2 separate regions of the Homo sapiens genome follow, and region 2 is linked to region 1. Evidence: chromatin loops called from intact Hi-C (ENCODE). Cell type or tissue: PC-9. All regions are shown on one strand. Each heading gives the region's core, and the rest is flanking DNA. Links, peaks and the distances in the headings are about the cores only. Region 1 holds the start of RFC2 (replication factor C subunit 2). Region 2 overlaps CLIP2 (CAP-Gly domain containing linker protein 2).

What was found. Hi-C counts contacts between places; a loop is a spot of excess contacts. Peaks named below come from ENCODE experiments on the same cell type or tissue, not always from the same donor. Only the 100,000 strongest peaks of a DNase experiment are listed, where the experiment ranks them.
Region 2: a loop joins it to region 1, with 6 times the contacts of the local background. A loop is called at or near these places in 7 of 110 quality-filtered maps.

The regions. Positions count from the first base shown.
Region 1 is chr7:74,249,543-74,260,133 of GRCh38, reverse strand. RFC2 (replication factor C subunit 2) reads left to right here and starts at 5,735. Exons shown (of 11, transcript NM_181471.3): 1 at 5,735-5,863; 2 at 7,636-7,705; 3 at 10,354-10,395. The coding sequence starts at 5,751. RefSeq lists enhancers at 4,277-4,326, 4,357-4,446, 5,342-5,421, 4,895-5,497, 5,832-6,061 and 3 more and a silencer at 5,662-5,781. In PC-9, for the core only: no CTCF peak of the experiment used is centred there; a DNase peak (open chromatin) is centred at 5,613; H3K4me3 peaks cover 2,872 bases; H3K27ac peaks cover 2,342 bases.
Region 2 is chr7:74,307,088-74,317,495 of GRCh38, reverse strand. It overlaps CLIP2 (CAP-Gly domain containing linker protein 2), which reads right to left. Exons shown (of 17, transcript NM_003388.5): 2 at 1-16. Among named protein-coding and RNA genes, the nearest start is that of CLIP2, 23 kb to the right of the region's middle. RefSeq lists enhancers at 8,945-9,583, 10,391-10,408. In PC-9, for the core only: no CTCF peak of the experiment used is centred there; DNase peaks (open chromatin) are centred at 4,615 and 5,955; H3K4me3 peaks cover 1,243 bases; H3K27ac peaks cover 2,615 bases.

The DNA.
Region 1 (10,591 bases), core at 2,154-10,153:
CCTCCAGCGCTTCTCACCACTCCTAATTAGCCTTCACCCTGCACGATCTGGCCCCTGCAGGCTCCATCTCTCTCCCACCCCCACTCCCACCCGTCCCAGGCTGATCATCTCTCTCCCGCCCCCACTCCCACCCCTCCGAGGCTGATCAGACCACCGTGTGCCCCAGCTCTGCTGTCACTCATCCCTTCGTGCCTTCAGGAAATGTGGGGCCTCTCTCTGGGCCACTACAGGCAATGAGGATACAATGGGAACAGGACAGAGAAAGTTCCTTTTCTCAAAGAATTTTCATTTTAGTGGGGAAACAAACAGTAAACAAGGCAACAAATCCAGCTAAATATAGATTGTGGGTAAGAAAAATAATAAACAAACAGGGGCTGGGCTCAGTGGCTCACACCTGTAATCCCAGCACTTTGGGAGGCTGAGGCAGGAGGATCGCTGGAGCCCAGGAGTTGAAGACCAGCTTGGGCAACAAGGTGAGACCACGTCTCTACAAAAAATTAACAGATTGGCCAGGCATGGTGGCATGTGCCTATGGTCCCAGCTACTCAGGAGGCTGAGGTGGGAGGATCACTTGAGCCCAGGAGGTCAAGGCTGCAGTGAGCTATGATCACGCCACTGCACTCCAGCCTGGGCAATACAAAAAGACCAACTCAAAAAAAAAAAAAAAAAAGAGAGAGAGAGAGAGAAAGAAAGAAATAAACATGGTGTTAGTGTAGGGAGCAATGGGAGGCAGAACAGGATATTAGGTGGTCCTTCCAGGCAAAGCCAATAGGCGTTCAAATCTCAGATTGGGGGTTCACATCTCTGGCCAAATGCCCCTTCCCATCAAAGCCCTTCCTGACCTCCCAAGTGAGGTGTTAGCCTATTGCTGATATCCTAACAACCCACCAATCCCTTTTCTGACACTGATCATAATTTTTTTTTATTTATTTTATTTTATTTGTGAGACGGAGTTTTGTTCTCGTCGCCCAGGCTGGAGTGCAGTGGCACAATCTCAGCTCACTGCAACCTCTGCCTCCCGGGTTCAAACAATTCTCCTGCCTCAGCCTCCCAAGTAGCTGGGATTACAGGTATGCGCCACCACGCCCTGCTAATTTGGTGTTTGCAATAGAGATGGGGTTTCTCCATGTTGGTTGGGCTGGTCTCGAACTCCCGACCTCAGGTGATCTGGCCGCCTCAGCCTCCCAAAGTGCTGAGATTACAGGCGTGAGCCACTGCACCCGACCCATAATTACATTGAAATAAACATAACATTGGCCGCTTGCTGTCAGTTTCCCTCCCTACAATGGAAGCTCCTGTGCCCCTCCCAGCCGCTCTAGGCACTCAGTCAATATTTGTTAAAGGCAGAAAACGTGCTGCTTACATGATTTCCAACCAGCTTCTGAATTCCATAAATCTAATCAGAGCAATACCCGGGGACAAATTTTACCCAGATGAGACACCCTTATACTGTAGATATATCTAGGAAATGTTTTTTCTGTACACACTGTGCCTCTCAATATTGAAAATGCTACAAAGTGCTCGCTTCGGCAGTGCACAGACTAAAACTGGAACGACACAGAGAAGATGAGCAGGGCACCTAATTTTAAAAATGCTAACGAAAATGTTAGAAAAACCATAAATGGGGCTGGGCGCAGTGGCTCACGCCTGTAATCCCAGCACTTTGGGAGGCCGAGGCGGGTGGATCACAAGGTCAGGAGATCGAGACCATCCTGTCTAACATGGTGAAACCCCATCTCTACTAAAAATACAAAAAAAAAAAAAAAAAAAAATTAGCCAGTCGTGGTGGCAGGCGCCTGTAGTCCCAACTACTCGGAAGGCTGAGGCATGAGAATGGCATGAACCCGGGAGGTGGAGCTTGCAGTGAGCCGAGATCGCACCACTGCACTCCACGCTGGGTGACAGAGCAAGACTCCGTCTCAAAAAAAAGAAAAAAGAAAAACTATAAATGGGATGGAAGACCGCAGTGCCTGAAACACTTATTTAAATGATAGCATCACCATTTAAAAACAAAAATTAGTCAGGTGCGATGGCTCCCACCTGTAATCCCAGCACTATGGGAGGCAGAGGTAGGTGGATCACTTGAGCCCAGGAGTTCGAGACCAGCCTGGCCAACATGGTGAAACCCTGTCTCTACTAAAAATACAAAAATTAGCCGGGCATGGTGGCATGCACCTGTAATCCCAGCTACTCTGGAGGCTGAGACAGGAAAATCTATTCAACCTAGGAGGCAGAAGTTGCAGTGAGCCGATATCATGCCACTGTGCTCCAGCCTGGGTGACGGAGTGAGACCCCATCTCAAAAAATAAATAAAGGCTGGGCATGGTGGCTCACGCCTGTAATCCCAGCACTTTGGGAGGCTGAGGTGGGCGGATCACCTGAGGTCGGGAGTTTGAGACCAGCCTGACCAACATGGTGAAACACCGTCTCTACTAAAAATACAAAATTAGCTGGGTGTGGTGGCACATGCCTGTAATCCCAGCTACATGGGAGGATGAGCCAGAAGAATTGCTTGAGCCCGGGATGCGGAAGTTGCAGTGAGCCGAGATCATGCCATTGTACTCCAGCCTGGGTAACAAGATCGAAACTCCATCTCAAAATAAAAAAAAAATAAAAACAAAAACAAAAAATAGCTTAAAATCACAAAGAAATCCACTTGAAAACAAATAATAAATTTTCTTTTTTTTTTTTTGAGATGGAGTTTCGCTCTTGTTGCCCAGCTAATTTTTGTATTTTTACTACAGATGGGGTTTCACCATGCTGGCCAGGCTGGTCTTGAACTCCTGACCTCGTGATCGGCCCTCCTCGGCCTCCCACAGTGCTGGGATTACAGGCGTGAGCCACCGACCTGGCCTAAATTTTCTTTTTTTTATAGAGATAGGAGTCTTGCTACATTGCCCAGGTTGGGCTCAAACGCCTGGTCTCAAGCGATCCTCCCGCCTGGGCCTCCCAAAGTGCTGAGATTACTGGCATGAGCCACCAGGCCCAGACTAAGATAATGAACTTTTAAAATTCAATGTAAACAAGGCAAACAGCATCAAGTGTGCATGACATTCTGGGCCAATGGAGGCTGGAGTGGGCAGAGAGAAAACCAGGCTATCCTGTAGTCCTGATCTTGGCACGCCAGCAGATTTTCAGCCTTACATCCTGCAACATAACTCAGGAAGTAAGCTAACGGTGAAAGTCAAGGTGTCATTCAAACTAAGATGTGTTGCCTGACTTCTCTGACAATTTGATTGGAAGCCTCTGGATTTGGGGAAAGAGGATTTTGGTTTCAATTTTATTTCCTTTCTACATGCTTCCTCTTGGTGTATAACTGCCTTGCCCTCTTGTGATGACAGTCTGGGAGCTTAGCCTCAGTGTGTATTTAATTTCCTGAGATTTGAAGGATTTGCTGGGAGGAATTCTCCGTGGCTACTCTATGCCCTTTCACAAGAGCCTGTGGTTTCCCCAGCACTCCCTGGTTCCCCAACATTGCTGTTTTTCAGTCCCAGGGGAGCGGCTGGAGTTTTTAAGTTCTGAGCTCTGTTTGGGCCCAAGTCCAATAGGTCACAAAAGGCTCAGTCTAAAAAAAAGAAATGTCCTGACAGTGCAGCTTTGCCCTAAGAGTCACCTCCATCTCTGGTTCTCCTGGCATTCCATCAGTTAGAGGAGAGCCCTAGCAGCGCCAAAAGGCCTCCTGTAGAGTGGGGGTTTTTGGAGAATTATGAAAGGAACCGTGTTCTGTACTTATTAAAAATTAGTTTCTAAACTGTGTTATGTGATGGGAGGGATGTGTGTCATAGTGATTACAAGGAAAACATGAAGATTACAAAGGAACAATCCTATGGAAAAACCGCGGAGACATTTCAAGAAAAGTGTATATTTCAAGAGGAGTGTGTATTTTCTCCTCCGGAAAAATAAAAGACCTGTGAATAATGATTGAAAAAACAGACAAGACCGCTCCATCAGTTTAAAGGGGGAATAGGGGAGAGATGGCCAATTCAAACATTTTTTCCAAATTACATGGAAAGAAAAACACTGTGTTAAGTTGTGAATCTGTATACGTTAATACTATCGTTAAAACCAACTGCTTGGCCAGACGCGGTGGCTCACACCTGTAATCCCAGCACTTTGGGAGGCTGAGGCAAGCGGATCACTTGAAGTCAGGAGTTTGAGACCAGCCTGGTCAACGTGGCGAAACCCCATCTCTACTGAAAATACAAGTATTAGCCAGGTGTGGTGGCACACGCTTGTAGTCCCAGCTACTCGGGAGGTTGAGGCAGGAGAATCACTTGAACCTGGGAGCCTGACATTGCAGTGAGCTGAGATCACACCACTGTACTCCAGTCTGGGTGACAGAGTGAGACTCCATCTCAAAAACAAAAAACAAGAAACAAAACAAAGAATGGTCAAAGCACTTGTGAATCTGAAGTACCTACTTTCTTTTCTTCTTATTTTTTTAGAAACAGGATTTCACTCTGTCCCCCGGGGCTGGAGTACATTGACTTGATCATGGTTCACTGTGGCTTCAACCTCATGGGCTCAACCGATTCTCCTGCCTCAGCCTCCCGAGTAACTGGGACTACTGTCGCGTACCACCACAACTGGATAATTTAAAAAATTTTTTTTGTAGAGATGGGGTCTCACCATGTTGCCCAGGCTGGTCTCAAACTCCTCGGCTTGAGGGATCCTCCCACCTTAGCCTCCCAAAGTTCTGGGATCATCATTATTGAATATTATGACAATTTGGGCTATGGGAGGAAAGATTGGGTAGAAAAACAGCCCATAAGAATGCTCAAAACCCTTGCAAGGTTGAAGTATTTACTTTTTCTTTTTTGAGACAGGGTCTTGCTGCAGACCAGGTTGGAGTGCAGTGGTGTGATCAGAGATCACTGCAGCCTGCACCTCCTGGGCTCAAGCACTCCTCCGCCTCAGCTTCCTGAGTAGCTGGAACTGCAGGTGCGCGCCACCACGCCCGGCTACTTTTTTAATTTTTATTTTTGTAGAGACGGGGATCTCACTTTGTTGCCCAGGCTGGTCTCGAACTCCTGGGCTTAATCGCTCTTCCGGTCTCTGTCCCCCAAAGTGCTGGGATTAGAGGGGTGAGCCACCGCACCGGCCTTGAGTCCCTATTTTCCTGGAATGAACATTGCATTTCATCTGACAAAAGGACGGTTTCAGTTTCCTCCTCTGCAAAATGGGGTGGGGGTGGAATTCCCATCTTGCAGCCGAGAATTCCCTGATAATAAACGTCGAGTACCGAGCGCGGTTGAGGCGCAGGAGCCTACCCAACGGGAGCAGCTCACTAGGACATTCAGAGCAATCTGGAAAAGTGGGCACGGGCAGCCCCAGACGTCATCCCCGGACCCCGCTGCCCAGCAGCGCCCGGACGCCAGCGTTGTCCGTGTCCCAACACCGAAGCCCGCGTTTGGCCGCAACCCCTCCAGGCCCTGCTCCTCCCACGCCGCCGCGGAGCGGATCTTCCACAGAAACCACACACAAACGTCCGTTCCGAGAGCGACCTGCTTTCTCGGAAGGCGTCGCGGCCACAGCTCGCCTTCCTGTCGCTCCCAGGCCGGGCGCCAGGTCTCCCATAGCAACCGCGGCCTCCAGCGATGGCCGCCAGGGCACCACCGGAACCCTCTTCGCAGGCACAGAGAGGCGCGGGTACGTAACTTCCGCTCGCGCCCGGCGGAAGCCAGGGGGCGGGGCTTGCGTGGCGGCGTCAAGGGGCGGTGCCTCGGGTGGCGGGAAGAGGAGGCGCGAGAATGGAGGTGGAGGCCGTCTGTGGTGGCGCGGGCGAGGTGGAGGCCCAGGACTCTGACCCTGCCCCTGCCTTCAGCAAGGCCCCCGGCAGCGCCGGCCACTACGAACTGCCGTGGTGAGGTCCCAGGCCGTAAAGAATGGGCGCGTTTGGACGTGAGGGTGGGCGAGTGGCGGGCCGTGCTCCGGAGAAACTCGGGGGTCAGGGGCTCGTTTTGGGGAATCCCGAGGGAGGAGGAGGCCCCGGGTGGCATCGAGATGATTTCAAGAAGGCGACGGACATGGATCGAGAGTGGCCGGTCTAAACTCTGCGAGCGGAGTCTCGCTCACTACAATGCTTATGACAATTAGGGCTACCCCGGGTGGCCACCTACTCTGACCTAGTTGGTTTTTTCAAAAGTTTTTGTGTATAGTAGTGTATGACCTAGTGTTTTCAAAAACTTCAATCTTTTAAAAAAAATATCGATTACATGTTGAAAATAATATTTTGACTGTTAGGTTCAATAACATTTACATTTGAAATTTTTTTAAAAAAATCAAGACGGGGGTTTTGCTGTGTTGCCCAGGCTGATGTCCAGCTCCTTGGCTCAAGTGATCCCCCTGCCTCAGCCTCCTAAGTAGATGGGACTACAGGCACGCACCACCATGCCCAGTTAATTTTTTTTTTTTAGATGGAGTCACACTTTGTCACACAGGCTGGAGTGCAGTGGTGTGATTTCTGCTCACTACAACCTGCATCTCCCTGGTTCAATCAATTCTGCCTCAGCCTTCCTAGTAGCTGGGATTACAGGCATGTACCATCACACCCTGCTAATTTTGTGTTTTTAGTAGAGGCTGGGTTTCACCATGTTGGCCAGGCTGGTCTCGAAGTCCTGATCTCAAGTGATCCGTCCGCCTCGCCTTCCCAAAGTGCTGGGATTACAGGCATGAGCCACTGTACCCAGCCTAGGCCTACGGTGTCTAGCCAGCTATGCTGTGTATTTGGCACACGTCTGCAGAAACTGGCAGGTAATCCTTGCCTGGCATGGTGGCTCACGCCAGTAATCCCAGCACTTTGGGAGGCTGAGGTGGGCAGATCACCTGAGGTTGGTAGTGACCCAAGATCGCACCATTGCACTCCAGCCTGGGCAACAAGAGCAAAACTCTGTCTCCAAAAAAAAAAAAAAGAAAAGAAACTGGCAGGTAAGGGATGAGAAAGGAGCTTGGTTGCACCCATGTTGTCACACCAAATGATGTCAGTGCTGTATGTGCTGGGCCTCTTGTGACGGGCGGACAGGGTTGCAGCACAGTGTCACATTGCTCCAGATGACCTGTGCTGGCCGTGCTCCAGCAGCAACAGGTGTTTCTCTGCTGTGGCAGGTTTGAAGCCTATGCTGTACAATTCTCATGCCTTTAACTTTTCAAATGGCACTTGGGCATCTTATTACATTTTATTTATTTATTATTTATTTTTGAAACAGAGTCTCACTCTGTAGCCCGGGCTGGAGTATAGTGGCATGCATGATCTCAGCTCACTGCAACTTCTGCCTCCCAGGTTCGAGCTACTGTGCCTTAGCCTCCCAAGTAGCTGGGATTACAGACGCACACCACCACATCCAGCTAATTTTTGTATTTTAAGTAGAGATGAGGTTTCACCATGTTGGCCAGACTGGGCTCAAACTCCTGACCTCAATTGATCCACCCGCCTCAGCCTCACAAAGTGCTAGGATTACAGGTGTGAGCCACTGCGCCTGGCTGTCATCTTATTACATTTAAAACTTGCAACCATTTGGCATAGTTGTACTGAATGTATGTAATTTTTTAACAAAGCTCTCAGGATAACCCTTAGGTGCTTTTTGTGGGGTAGTGTGAAGATAACCATGTCAGCATTTTTATGCATTTTCTTAACAGGGTTGAAAAATATAGGCCAGTAAAGCTGAATGAAATTGTCGGGAATGAAGACACCGTGAGCAGGCTAGAGGTGAGTGGCTTTTTTTTTTTTTGAGACAGAGTCTCGCTCTGTCGCCCAGGCTGGAGTGCAGTGGTGCGATCTCCGCTCACTGCAAGCTCCGCCTCCCGGGTTCATGCCATTCTCCTGCCTCAGCCTCCCCAGTAGCTGGGACTACAGGTGCCCACCACCACACCCAGCTAATTTTTTGTATTTTTAGTAGAGACGGGGTTTCACCGTGTTAGCCAGGATGGTCTCAATCTCCTGACCTCATGATCCTCCCGCCTCGGCCTCCCAAAGTGCTGGGATTACAGGCGTGAGCCACCACACCTGGCCTTTTTTTTTTTTTTTTTTTTTTTTTTTGAGATGGAGCCTCCCTCTGTCGCCCAGGCTGGAGCGCATTGGCGTAATCTGGCCTCTCTGCAAGCTCTGCCTGCTGGGTTCACGCCATTCTCCTGCCTCAGCCTCCGGAGTAACTGGGACTACAGGCGCCCGCCACCATGCCTGGCTAATTTTTTTTGTATTTTTAGTAGAGATGGGGTTTCACCGTGTTAGCCAGGATGGTCTCGATCTCCTGACCTCGTGATCTGCCCACCTCGGCCTCCCAAAGTGCTGGGATTACAGGCGTGAACCACCGCGCCCGGCCTTTTTTTTTTTTTTTTTTGAGATGGAGTCTCGCTCTGTCGCCCAGGCTGGAGTGCAGTGGCGCCATCTCAGCTCACTGCAAGCTCCGCCTCCTGGGTTTAAGCAATTCTTCTGCCTCAGCCTCCCCAGTAGCTGGGACTACAGGCACACGCCACCACGCCTGGCTAATTTTTTTATTTTTAGTAGAGATGGGGTTTCACCGTGTTGGCCAGGCTGGTCTTGAACTCCTGACCTCGTGATCCGCCTGCCTCGGCCTCCCAAAGTGCTGGGATTACAGGCGTGAGCCACCACGAGCGGCCTTGAGTAGGTTTTTAAAAGATGACCTAAGGCTGGGCACAGTGGCTTACACCTGTAATCCCAGCACCTTGGGAGGCTAAGGCGGGCAGATTACTTGAGGCCAGGTGTTTGAGATCAGCCTGGGCAATGTGGTGAAACCAGTCTCTACGAAAAAATTTAAGAATGAGCTGGGTGTGGTGGCACATGCCTGTAGAGTCTGAGGTTCAAACTGGGCATGGTGACAAGTGCCTGTAATCCCAGCTACTCGAGGCCAAGGCAGGAGGATCCCTTGAGCCCAGGAGTTTGACGCTGCAGTGAGCTATGATCACGCCACTGCACTCTAGCCTAGGTGACAGAGTGGACACCCTTACTTTGAGAAACAAAAAGAGTTTGGGCTTCATAGTGAGGGCAGGGAGGAGTCAAGGATTTCAGTTAGGGAAAAATGTTTTAATAGGGCCGGGTGTGGTGGCTCACACCTGTAATCCCAGCACTTTGGGAGGCCAAGGCGAGTGGATCACCTAAGGTCAGGAGTTCACGACCAGCCTGGCCAACATGGCAAAACCCCGTCTCTACTAAAAATAAAAATTAGGCAGGCATGGTGGTGGGCGTCTGTAATCCCAGCTACTCAGGAGGCTGAGGCAGGAGAATCGCTTGAACCCGGGAGGCGGAGGTTGCAGTGAGCCGAGATTGTGCCATTGTACTCCAGCCTGGGCAACAAGAGCAAAGCTCCATCTCAAAAAAAAAAATGTTTTAATAGGTGTGTACTTTAGGAAAGTGGTCGTGGTTACAGGATGGGAAATGGATTTGAATGGGAGCATGGAGACCACTTAATGGCCCATTGATAGCAATCAGACGAGATAATGGGCTTAAGAAAGTGGTAGCCGGGATGGAGAGAAGGGATGGAGAGAAGTAAAGGACGCTGGAGACGAAGGAGGAGGATGGTGAAGCCCTGGTTATTGAAGTACTCAGGGTGAGGATGAGGCCAAACCAAGATGATGGCAACCTCAACTTCATGGCATAGACAGTCCATGGTGGGAAACATGGGTGGGGCCTCAGGTTTGTACAGGAGAATGAAGTGTTCAGTTTTGAAGATGCCGAGGTGAGTACCTGTAGTCCCAGCTACTCGGGAGGCCAAAGCAGGAGGATCACTTGAGCCTGGGAATTGGAGGCTGCGGTGAGCCTTGATCACACCACTGCACTCCAGCCTGGGTGACAGCCAGAGTGCATCTCTAAAAGAATAAAAAGAACTTGAGGTGAGAGTTCCATGGGGCATCCAGTCCATGTGGATAAATTTGTAGCCACGTTTACTACACAGGCTGTGTAGCTGGGGAGATTCAGCTCCTAAAGCTTACAAATTAACCAGGTTTTGTGTTTTTTTTTTTTTGTTTTTGAGACAGGGTCCCACTCTTTCCCAGGCTGGAGTGCAGTGGTGCAGTCACAGCTCACTGCGGCCTCCACTTCTCAGGCTCAACCGATCCTCCCATTTTAGCCTCCCGAGTAGCTGGGAGTACAGGAGCACACCACCACACCTGGCTAATTTTGTTTATTTTTTGAGGAGACAGAGTCTCACTGTGTTGCCCAGGCTGGCCTCAGGCCTCAAGTGATTGTCCTGCCTTGGCCTCCCAAACTGCTAGGATTACAGGCCTGAGCCATTGTGCTCAGCCGAGTTTTAACCTGCTTGTTTGTTCTTTTTTCTATCTTTTTTATGTAGTCATCCAGAAGCAAGTTTTAACCGGTTTTAATGATCATTTTCGCCGTAGGTCTTTGCAAGGGAAGGAAATGTGCCCAACATCATCATTGCGGTGAGTACCCAGCCCTGGGCCTGTTGAGTGTCTCCATGTCTCATCCCACTGTCCGCTGAACTGCTTTCTTGTGCACAGCGCTGCCTCCCTGGAGAGCCCCTTCCCATTCCCCCGGCAAAGGGAAGTGTTTCACTCTAGTTGGGAGGCCTGGGGTTGGTTGCTGTATTTTTTTTTATTTATTTATTTATTTTTTTTT
Region 2 (10,408 bases), core at 8-8,007, 60 kb before region 1:
TGCCATCTTCACTCACCTGCGGGCAGAGACAGGAGAGATCACATCATCACTTCCCAATGGCCCCCAGACCCTCAAGGGCCATCAAGCAACACACATCCCTCCTGAGGTGGGCTGGACGAGGCAACACCCGATTTAACCTATCAGCTCACTGCTCCCGTTGCCGCACAGGCCAGATTCCCGCTCTCAGACTCACCATCCCAGCACGCACCCCCTCTACTGCATGGGCAGGACAAACACACAGAGAGGCTATTGCCTTACCCTCTTATATCCTGGTGTGCAGTTACCTGCCTCAACTCCACACCAGGCCGTCATCTAGCCATGACCTCTGCCTGCCTTCCCACCATTAAAGCTTTGTGTCTTTATTTATTTGGTTGCAGAAATTTATTACAATTGAAAGATGTTTCATCTTCTATCCCAAGAGCATCCATCAAACTGTTTGCAACAAAGACCACTTTTAGACTGGGTACAGTGGCCTGTCATCCCAGCACTCTGGGAGGCTGAGGCTGGTGGATCGCTTGAGCCCAGGAGTTTGAGGCTGCAGTGAGCTCCAGGGCACTCCAGCCTGGGTGACAGAGTAAAACCTTTTCAAAGCGTGAGCTGCATGCTGACTATGGTCATTAAAAGCCCTAAAAGGGGCCAGGTGCAGTGGCTGATGCCTGTAATCCCAGCACTTTGGGAGGCTGAGGCGAGTGGATCACTTGAGGTCAGGAGTTCAAGACCAGGCTGGCCAACATGGTGAAACCCTGTGTCTACTAAAAATACAAAAATTAGCCAGGCTTAGTAGCACATGCCTGTAGTCCCAGCTACTCGGGAGGTTGAGGCACAAGAATCACTTGAACCCAGGAGGCGGTGGTTGCAGTAAGCCGAGGTCACGCTGCTGCACTCCAGCCTGGACAACAGAGTGAGACTCTTGTCTCAAAAGAAAAAAAAAAAAAGCCCTAAAAGGGCTGGGGGCAGTGGCTCACACCTGTAATCCTAACACTTTGGGAGGCCAAGGTGGGAGGATTGCTTGAGGCCAGGAGTTCAAAACCAGCCTTGGTAGCGTAGCAAGACTTTGTCGCTACAGAAAATAAAAAATAAAAAATTAGCCAGGCGTGGTGGCGCATGCCTGTAGTCCCAGCTACTTGTGGGGCAAAGGTGGGAGGATTTTTTGAGCCTGAGAGGCCAAGGCTGCAGTGAGCTATGACGGCACCACTGCACTCCAGCCTGGGTGACAGAGCAAGACTCTGTCTCAAAACAAAAACAAAAACAAAAACAAAAAAATGCAGTCGTAAAATAGAACAAGATGATGTCCTTTGCAGGGACATGGATGGAGTTGGAAGCCATTATCCTCAGCAAACTAACACAGGAAAAGAAAACCAAACACCACATGTTCTCACTTGTAAGTCGGAGCTGGACAATGAGAACACATGGACACAGGGAGGGGAACAACACAATGGGGCCTGTTGTGGGGGCGGGGGGAGGGAGAGCATCAGGAAAAATAGCTGATGCATGCTGGGCTTAATACCTAGGTGATGGGTTGATAGGTGCAGCAAACCACCATGGCACACGTTTACCTATGTAACAAACCTGCACATCCTGCACATGTATCCCAGAATTTAAAATTTAAAAAAAAAAAAAAAAGGGCTGGGAGAGGTGGCTCACGCCTGTAATCCCAACACCTTGAGAGGCTGAGGTGGGCGGATCACCTGAGGTCAGGAGTTTGAGACCAGCCTGGCCAACGTGGCGGAAACCCCAACTCTGCTAAAAATACAAAAATTAGCTGGGCATGTTGGCGGGCACCTGTAATCCCAGCTACTCAGGAGGCTGAGGCAGGAGAATCACTTGAACCCAGGAGGAGGAGGCTGCAGTGAGCCGAGATCGCACCACTGCACTCCAGCCTGGGCAACAGAGTGAGGCTCCATCTCAAAAAAAAAGAAAAAAGAAAGAAAAGAAAAAAAGAAAAAACAAGGGCCAGGTGTGGTAGCTCATGTCTGTAATCCCAGCACTTTGGGGGGCCAAGGCAGGAGGATCACTTGAGCCCAGGAACTCAAGACCCACCTGGGCAACATAGTGAGACCCTGTTCTCTACAAATAATAAAAACAAAATATTTTTAAAAGGGCTAAAAGCAAAGATTACATATTAATCATGGCAAAAAAAAAAAGTGTGTGATGCTTGCTAGTACAGTAACCTCAGAATCAAAAGCTTTGTGTCTTTATTATTTTTTTAAATGTATTTTTGTGACGGACTCTCGCTCTCTCGCCCAGGCTAGAGCGCAGTGACAGCATCTCGGCTCACTGCAACCTCCACCTCCCAGGTTCAAGCCATTCTCCTGCCTCAGCCTCCCAAGTAGCTGGGATTACAGGCACCCGTCACCACGCCCGGCTAATTTTTGTATTTTTAGTAGAGACAGGGTTTTGCCATGTTGGCCAGACTGCTCTCAAACTCCTGACCTCAAGTGATCCTCCCGCCTCGCCTCCCAAAGTGCTGGGATTACAGGCGTGAGCCACCACGCCCGGCCAGCTTTGTGTCCTTATGATGAAGCACAGAAGAGCTTATAGGAGCACCAGCGCTTTACAAAAGGGACTCTGGAGAGGAGCAAAGCCTCCAGGCATGATGCTATCTGTTTAGGGGGTCAGGGGGCAGCAAGATGGGACTGGCTGCAGGGGGCCGGAGGGGTGGACAAGCCCCCCACCCCCAGGCCTCTTCCCCACTATCCTATACTCACAAACTTTCCTGCACCCAATGTTTCCAGAAGGCTCACCATGAGCCAGGCCCCATCTCTGCCCCAGAGCTGCAGGCAGGACTCGGCCTCTGCCCTGGGGAGCACCGTCCAATGGGGAGAGAAAATTCAGAGCACCATAGTCGGATGGAGGATTCCAGGCAAAAGCATCCTCATGTCTGGACCTCGGAAACACAGGAAATCTCTGATACAGGAGATGCCCTTGTCTGTCCAGCCATATCTGTGGTCACAGATTTTGAAGAAACCTTTTCTTCACTCATTTTGTTATTATTATTATTTTTAGAGACAGGGTTTTACTCTGTTGCCCAAGCTGGAGTGCAGTGTCATGATCTCAGCTCACTGCAACCTCTGCCTCCTGGGTTCAAGTGATTCTCTTGCCTCAGTCCCCTGAGTAGCTGGGACTACAGATATCTGCCACCATGCCTGGCTAATTTTTGTATTTTTTGTAGATGTGGGGTTTCACTATGTTGGCCAGGCTGGTCTTGAACGCCTGACCTTAAGTGATCCTCCCACCTCTGCCTCCCACAATGCAGGGATTACAGGCATGAGCCACCGCACCCGGTCCCTTTTCCCCAATTTTTTTTTTTTTTTTTGAGACAGAGTCACTTTGACACCCAGGCTGGAGTGCAGTGGCACGATCTTGGATCACTGCAACCTCCATCTCCTGGTTTCAAGCAATTCTTCTGCCTCAGCCTCTGAGTAAGTCAGACTACAGGCGCCCGCCACCAGGCCCGGCTAATTTTTGTATTTTAGTAGAGAGGGGGTTTCTGCCATCTTGGCCAGCCTGGTCTCAAACTGCTGACCTCAGGCAATTCTACCGCCTCGGCTTCCCAAAGTGCTGGGATTACAGGCATGAGCCACTGCTCCCAGCCTACATTTTCCCCATCCTTGGTTCATATGACTTATGTGGGTTGACCCGATTCCCACTCCTAGAGGGGATGCATAATGCAGGCCTGGCCATCAGAGAAGATCAGGTGAGGCGTCTCAGGGCCTAGGCTGTGGCTGAAACCTTTAGGAAGAATTCTCCCTGCTCTGGGGCTGCCTGGGTGTAGGATGGAAGCCAGAAGCTGCAGGGGCCATCCTGGTTACCGCATGGGAGAGCCTGCCAGGGAACGGTGCCAACACAGAGACAGCACAGCTGAGTCCCGAGGAGGGCCTAGATCCAGCTGAGCCTGAAGCTGGCCACTTGGGCTCTTCATTTTTTTTTTTTTTTGAGATGGAGTCTCACTCTGTCGCCCAGGCTGGAGTGCAGTGGCGCAATCTCGGCTCACTGCAAGCTCTGCCTTCCGGGTTCATGCCATTCTCCTGCCTCAGCCTCCCGAGTAACTGGGATTACAGGCACCTGCCACCATACCTGGCTAATTTTTTATATTTTTTAGTAGAGACGGGGTTTCACCATGTTAGCCAGGATGGTCTCGATCTCCTGACCTCATGATCTGCCCCCCTCGGCCTCCCAAAGTGCTGGAATTACAGGCGTGAGCCACTCCAGCTGGAGGCTGGAGTGCAGTGGTACAATTTCAGCTCACTGCAGCCTCAACCTCCCAGGCTCCCGAGTAGCTGGGACCACAGGTGCATGCCACCACCACCATCCCCTGCCCCGGCTAAGTTTACAAGTTTTTTGTAGAGACAGGGTCTCACTATGTTGCCCAGGCTGGTCCCAAACTCCTGGGGTAAAGCAATCCTCCCACCTCAGCCTCCCAAAGTGCTGGGATTACAGGTGTGTGCCACTGTACCTGGCCTTTTTTTTTTTCCTAAACCTATTTGAGGGACAATGTCATTTGCATTTCCAAAAAAATTCTGATGAATACAGATGCCAACCCACAATGCTCGCGTCAGGAATGTGCGTGAGGGCATCCGATGAGTCAGCAATGCTACTACCTGTCCTGGCACATCCGAGTGAAGGATCACTTCCTCCCTCAGACTGGCAGTTTTAAGAGCAGAGGAAAACAAGCTGCCCCCAGGCACACAGCAGTGGAGCCGACATGCCGGGGTGCGCCCACGAGAGCACTGGGCATGCCTGCCAGCCCTGGCCCTCAGGGCTGCTAAATCCAACATTCCAACGCCCCTGGTGCCCCGGGAATTCTGGGGGCCGGGAGTCAATCATGCTGGGGTACAAGGCTGCTCCCTTCGTCCTCAGAACCTGGCCCTCCTGGTGGCTTGTTCAATGAGGGAGCCGGACTGTGAGCTTTGGGCACAGCTCTCCGAGAGCTTGGTTAGGCTGGGTCAGCATTTCCAATGCCAGCAAAGGTGAGTGGGGATGGTCTCTGGTGACAGTAAATATCCCACCTTGTGGGTGACCAAATGAGCCTCCTGCTCCCGTGGCTCAGCTGGGGGACCCTCTCACCTAGGAATTCCAGATGCAGAGAAGGGAGAGCATTGCTGAGACTCAAGTGAGGTGCAAGGAACTCCCTCCGCCTCCTGACCCCCGCCCCCCCACCAGGGCCTCTTCTCTGCCCAAAATCCCTCCCACAGAGAAAACAGTTATAAATCGTATCTAATAACAAACTTTCATTATTTTATTTATTTATTTATTTGGAGACGGAGTCTTGCTCTGTCACCCAGGTGGTGCAATCTCAGCTCACTGCAATCTCCGCCTCCCAGGTTCAAGTGATTCTCCTGTTTCAGCCTCCCAAGTAGCTGGGACTACAGGCGTCCCATTGCCACCACATTGGCTAATTTTTGTATTTTTAGTAGAGATGGTGTTTCACCATGTTGGCCAGGCTGGTCTTGAACTCTTGACCTCAAATGATCCACCTGCCTCAGCCTCCCAAAGTGCTGAGATTACAGGTGTAAGCCATCATGCCTGGCCCGACTTGCATTCTTTTCTTTTTCTTTCTTTCTTTTTTTTTTTTTTTATTCTTGAGATGTGGTCTTGCTCTATCGCCCAGGCTGGAGTGCAGTGACACGATCATAGCTCACTGCAGCCTCCAACTCCTGGGCTCAAGCAATCCTCCCGTCTCAGCCTCCTGGATAGCTAGGACTACAGGTGCACCCTACCATGCCTGGCTAATTGTTTTTTATTTTTTGTAGAGACTGGGTCTAGCTACATTGCCCAGGCTGGTCTCAAACTCCTGGGCTCAAGCAATCCTCCTGCCTCTGCCTCTGGAAGTGCTGGGGTTACAGGTGTGAGCCACCACGCCCAGCCAGGGCTGGTATTCAGGAAACATAATGAACTCTGCAACTTGCTAAGAAGACAACAACCCAATTAAAAATGGGTGAAAGGTTTGAATATACATTTCACCGAAGAAGATATACAAACAGCCCATAAGCACATGAAAAGATGACTAACATCATTACTCATCCAGGCAATACAGATCAAAACAAGAGATACCACTTCCCATCAAGGGAAATGGCTAAAAATTTGAAAAGCTGACAATACCAAGTGCTGATGAGGATGCAGAACAACTGAAATGCTCGTAGTGTTGGTGGAAATAAAAAATGGTACAATCACTTCGGAAAACAGTTGGGCAGTTTCTTAAAAAGTTAAAAATAGTGGCCGAGTGCAGTGGCTCATGCCTGTAATCCCGGCACTTTGGGAGGCTGACGCGGGCAGATCACGAGTTCAGGAAATCGAGACCATTCTGGCTAACACAGTGAAACCCCATCTCTACTAAAAATACAAAAAATTAGCCGAGCGTGGTGGCAGACACCTGTAGTCCCAGCTACTCGGGAGGCTGAGGCAGGAGAATGGCGTGAACCCAGGGGGCAGAGCTTGCAATGAGCTGAGATCGCACCACTGCACTCCAGCCTGGGCAACAGAGCAAGACTCCGTCTCAAAAAAAAAAAAAAGTTAAAAATAGGAGCTCGAGGCAGGCAGATAGCTTGAGCCCAGGAGTTGGAGACCAGCCTGGGCAACATGGCGAAACCCCATCTCTACCAAAAATCCAAAAACAATTAGCAGGGCATGGTGGCGTGTGCCTGTGGTCCCAACTACCTGGAAGGCTGAGGCACAAGAATCGCTTGAACCCAGGAGGCAGAGGTTGCAGTGAGCCAAGATTGTGCCACTGCACTCTAGCCTGGATGACAAAGTGAGACCTTGTCTCAAAAAAAAAAAAAGAAAGTTAAAAATACACCTCCCATATAACCCAACCACCCAAGAGAAGCAAAAATATGTGTCCATAGAAAGTTTTATAAACAAGTGTTCATACCAGCTTTACTCATAACAGCCCAAAAGTAAAATCTCCATCAACCAGTGCCTGTACAAACAAAAGTAGGGCAGCTGTTTTTCATTTTAATTTTATTTTTATTTTTGAGACAGGGTCTCACTCTGTCACCCAGGCTGAGTGTAGTGGTGCAATCATGGTTCACTGCAGCCTGGAAGTTCCTGGGCTCAAGTGATCCTCCCACCTCAGCTTCCTGGGTAGCTGGGACCAAAGGCGAGTGCTACCATGCCCAGCTAACTTTTTATTTTTTGCAGCTGGAGTCTCACTATGTTGCCAAAGCTAGTCTCGAACTCCTGGACTGAAAGGATCCTCCTGCCTCAGCCTACCAAAGTGCTGAGATTACAGGATTGAGCCGCCATGACCAGTCTTCATTTTTATTTTAGAACAGAGACAGGTCTCTGTCACCCAGGCTGGAGTGTGGTGGCATGATCATGGCTCACTGCAGCCTCGACCTCCTGGGCTCAAAGAATCCTCCCACCTCAGCCTCCCCAGTAGGGGACTACAGGCATGCGCCATCACGCCTGGCTGAACTTTTTTTTTTTTTTTTTTTTTTTTTTTTTTTTTTTTTTTTTTGTAGAGACAGGGTCTTGCCATATTGCCCAAGCTGGTCTTGAACTCCTGGACTCAAGCAATTCCCCCCACCTCAGCCTCCCAAAGTGCTGGGATTAAAGGTATGAGCCACCATGCCTGGCCCAAAGTGGTATATTTATATAATAGAATACTTCTTAGCAATAAAGAACTACTGATATGTGCAACATAGATGAATGCTTTTTTTTTTTTTTTGAGATGGAGTCTCGCTCTGTCACCCAGGTTCAAGCGATTCTCCCGGGTTCAAGCGATTCTCCTGTCTCCACCTCCCAAGTAGCTGGAACTACAGGTGTGTGCCACCACGCCCGGCTAATTTTTGTATTTTTAGTAGAGACAGGGTTTCACTATGTTGACCAGGCTGGTTTCGAACTCCTGACCTCAGGTGATCCACCCGCCTCAGCCTCCCAAAGTGCTGGGATTACAGGCGTGTGCCACCACGCCCGGCCGGATGAATGTTTAAAACATTTTGCTAAGTAGAAGAAACTAGACACGAAGGACTCCATATTGTATGAATCCGTTCATATGAAATTTCAAAACCGTATACACAGAATGCAGATTAGTGGTTGCCTGGGCCTGGAAACACAGATTGGCTGCAAATGGGCACAGAGAACTTTCTGGGTAGTAGAAATGTCCTAAAACTGGGGTGTGGTGATAGTTGCACAACTCTATGTTTATACTAGAAGTCATCAAACCATACAATTAATTTTTAGTAGAGACGGGGTTTCATCATGTTGGCTAGGTTGGTCTCAAACTCCTGACCTCAGGTGACCCACCTGCATTGGCCTCCCCAAGTGCTGGGATTACAGGTGTGAGCCACTATGCTGGGCCCAAACCATACACTTAAGATGGGAGAGGCCGGGCATAGTGGCTTATACCTGTAATCCCAGCACTTTGGGAGGCCGAGGTGGGTGAATTGCTGGAGCTCAGGAGTTTGAGACCAGCCTGGGCAACATGGCGAAAATCTATCTCTACAAAATAATACAAAATGTAGCCAGGTGTGGTGGTGCATGCCTGTAGTCCGAGCTACTGGGGAGGCTAAGGTGAGAGGATTGCTTCAGCCCAGGAGGTTGAGGCTGCAGTGAGCTGTGATCACACTACCACACTCCAGCCTGGGTGACAGAGTGAGACCCTGTCTCTAAAAAAGTTAAAAAAATTTTTTAAAAAGGGCCGGGCATGGTGGCTCACGCCTGTAATCTCAGCACTTTGAATACACATTTCACCAAAGAAGATATATAAACAGCCCATAAGCACATGAAAAGACGGCCGAGGCAGGCAGATCACTGAAGGTCAGGAGTTTGAGACCAGCCCGGCCAACGTGGTGAAACCCTGTCTCTACTAAAAATACAAAAATTAGCTGGGCGTGGTGGCACACACCTGTAGTTCCAGCTACTTGGGAGGTGGAGGCAGGAGAATCGCTTGAACCCGGAAGGCGGAGGTTGCAGTGAGCTGACATCGCACCACCATGCTCCAGCCTGGGCAACAAAGCGAGACTCCATCTCAAAATAAATAAATATAAATAAATAAACAAACTAGATTATGAATGAATGAATGAATGATACTTACCCAAGAGGTGAGAAGTCCAGGACACCATTCTCACCTCCTTAGGACATAGCACTCAGGTCTGAGTGGCTTGTGGTGATCAGCCCAGCTGGTCAGACACCACAGGTCATCACACAGCCGGTCTGGCCTCCCAACCAGCCAGCATCCCCTCTGAGGCAGAGATCAGGCGTGAGAACCCTGTCCCTGGCACTGGAGGCTCCTGCAGATGACCCTGCAGTCCTTACCACCCGCCTGACACTGTCCCACCTCCCAGAGGCCACCTGTGTCTTTTCTCCCACCTGCTTCACTTCTCCTATTTGCATTACCTACTGACACCTAGCCTGATGCCACCTCCTCCAGGAAGTCTCTCAGGACCTTCGGCCCACAGAGACCTCAGGATCACATGTGGAGCCAAGGAGGAGAGAGTATGCTGTTCTTGTCTGTCTTCGTCATGCCACCTGGGAGCTTACAGGCAACTTCAGGCAGGGCCATAGTCTCTCCTCTCTGGGAACCCAGCCTGAGCCATGGTGCCTGGCACAGAGCCATGATCTGGAATTCCCACGACAACACACCTACAGCCGCCCAGAGGACACAAATCCCCAGAAACACTACTCCCAGGGAACGCTCCCAAAATTAACCTCCAGCCCTCCTGAACCACCCCCCAGCAGCCTCCAGTATGAAGAACCTACTGTTGCCGGGCACGGTGGCTCATGCCTGTAATCCCAGAACTTTGGGAGGCTGAGGCGGGCAGATCACAAGGTCAGGAGTTTGAGACCAGCCTGGCCAACAGAGTGAAACCCTGTCTCTACTAAAAATACAAAAAAATTAGCCAGGCATGGTGGTGGGCACCTGTAGTCCCAGCTACTAGGGAGGCTGAGGCAGGAGAATCACTTGAACCCAGGAGGCGGAGGTTGTGGTGAGCCGAGATGGTGCCATTGCACTCCAGCCTGGGCGACAGATCGACACTCAAACAAAACAAAACCAAAAACAAAAAAACGAACCTACTGTCTACCAGGCATTGCACGAATGTGGCCTCATGTCCTCCCCAGCCCCTGCACAAGGCAGAGGTCCTCTGACAGGTGGAGCTTCCCGAGTGCAGAGAAGTTCGGGGACTCAAAGTCACACACTGCTAAGTGGCTGTCCTGGAATCAGACCCGGGTCTGGCCCTTCCCTACCTCCCATCCTGCCGAGCCCAGCCCTGGAATAACATTTGTGAGCCCCCTGGCCTCTGGGGACAGCGTCCGCCTGCCACGGCTCACAAAGGAAACCAAAGAGCTGGCAGGAGAGGAGAACCAAGGCGGCATTCAGTCAGGCCCGGCCACCCTTGCTGTGGGAGGGGGAGAAGGGTGCAGAGGGGGAGCAGCCCCCCTGTCCCCGAGGAGCACCCGGAAGGGG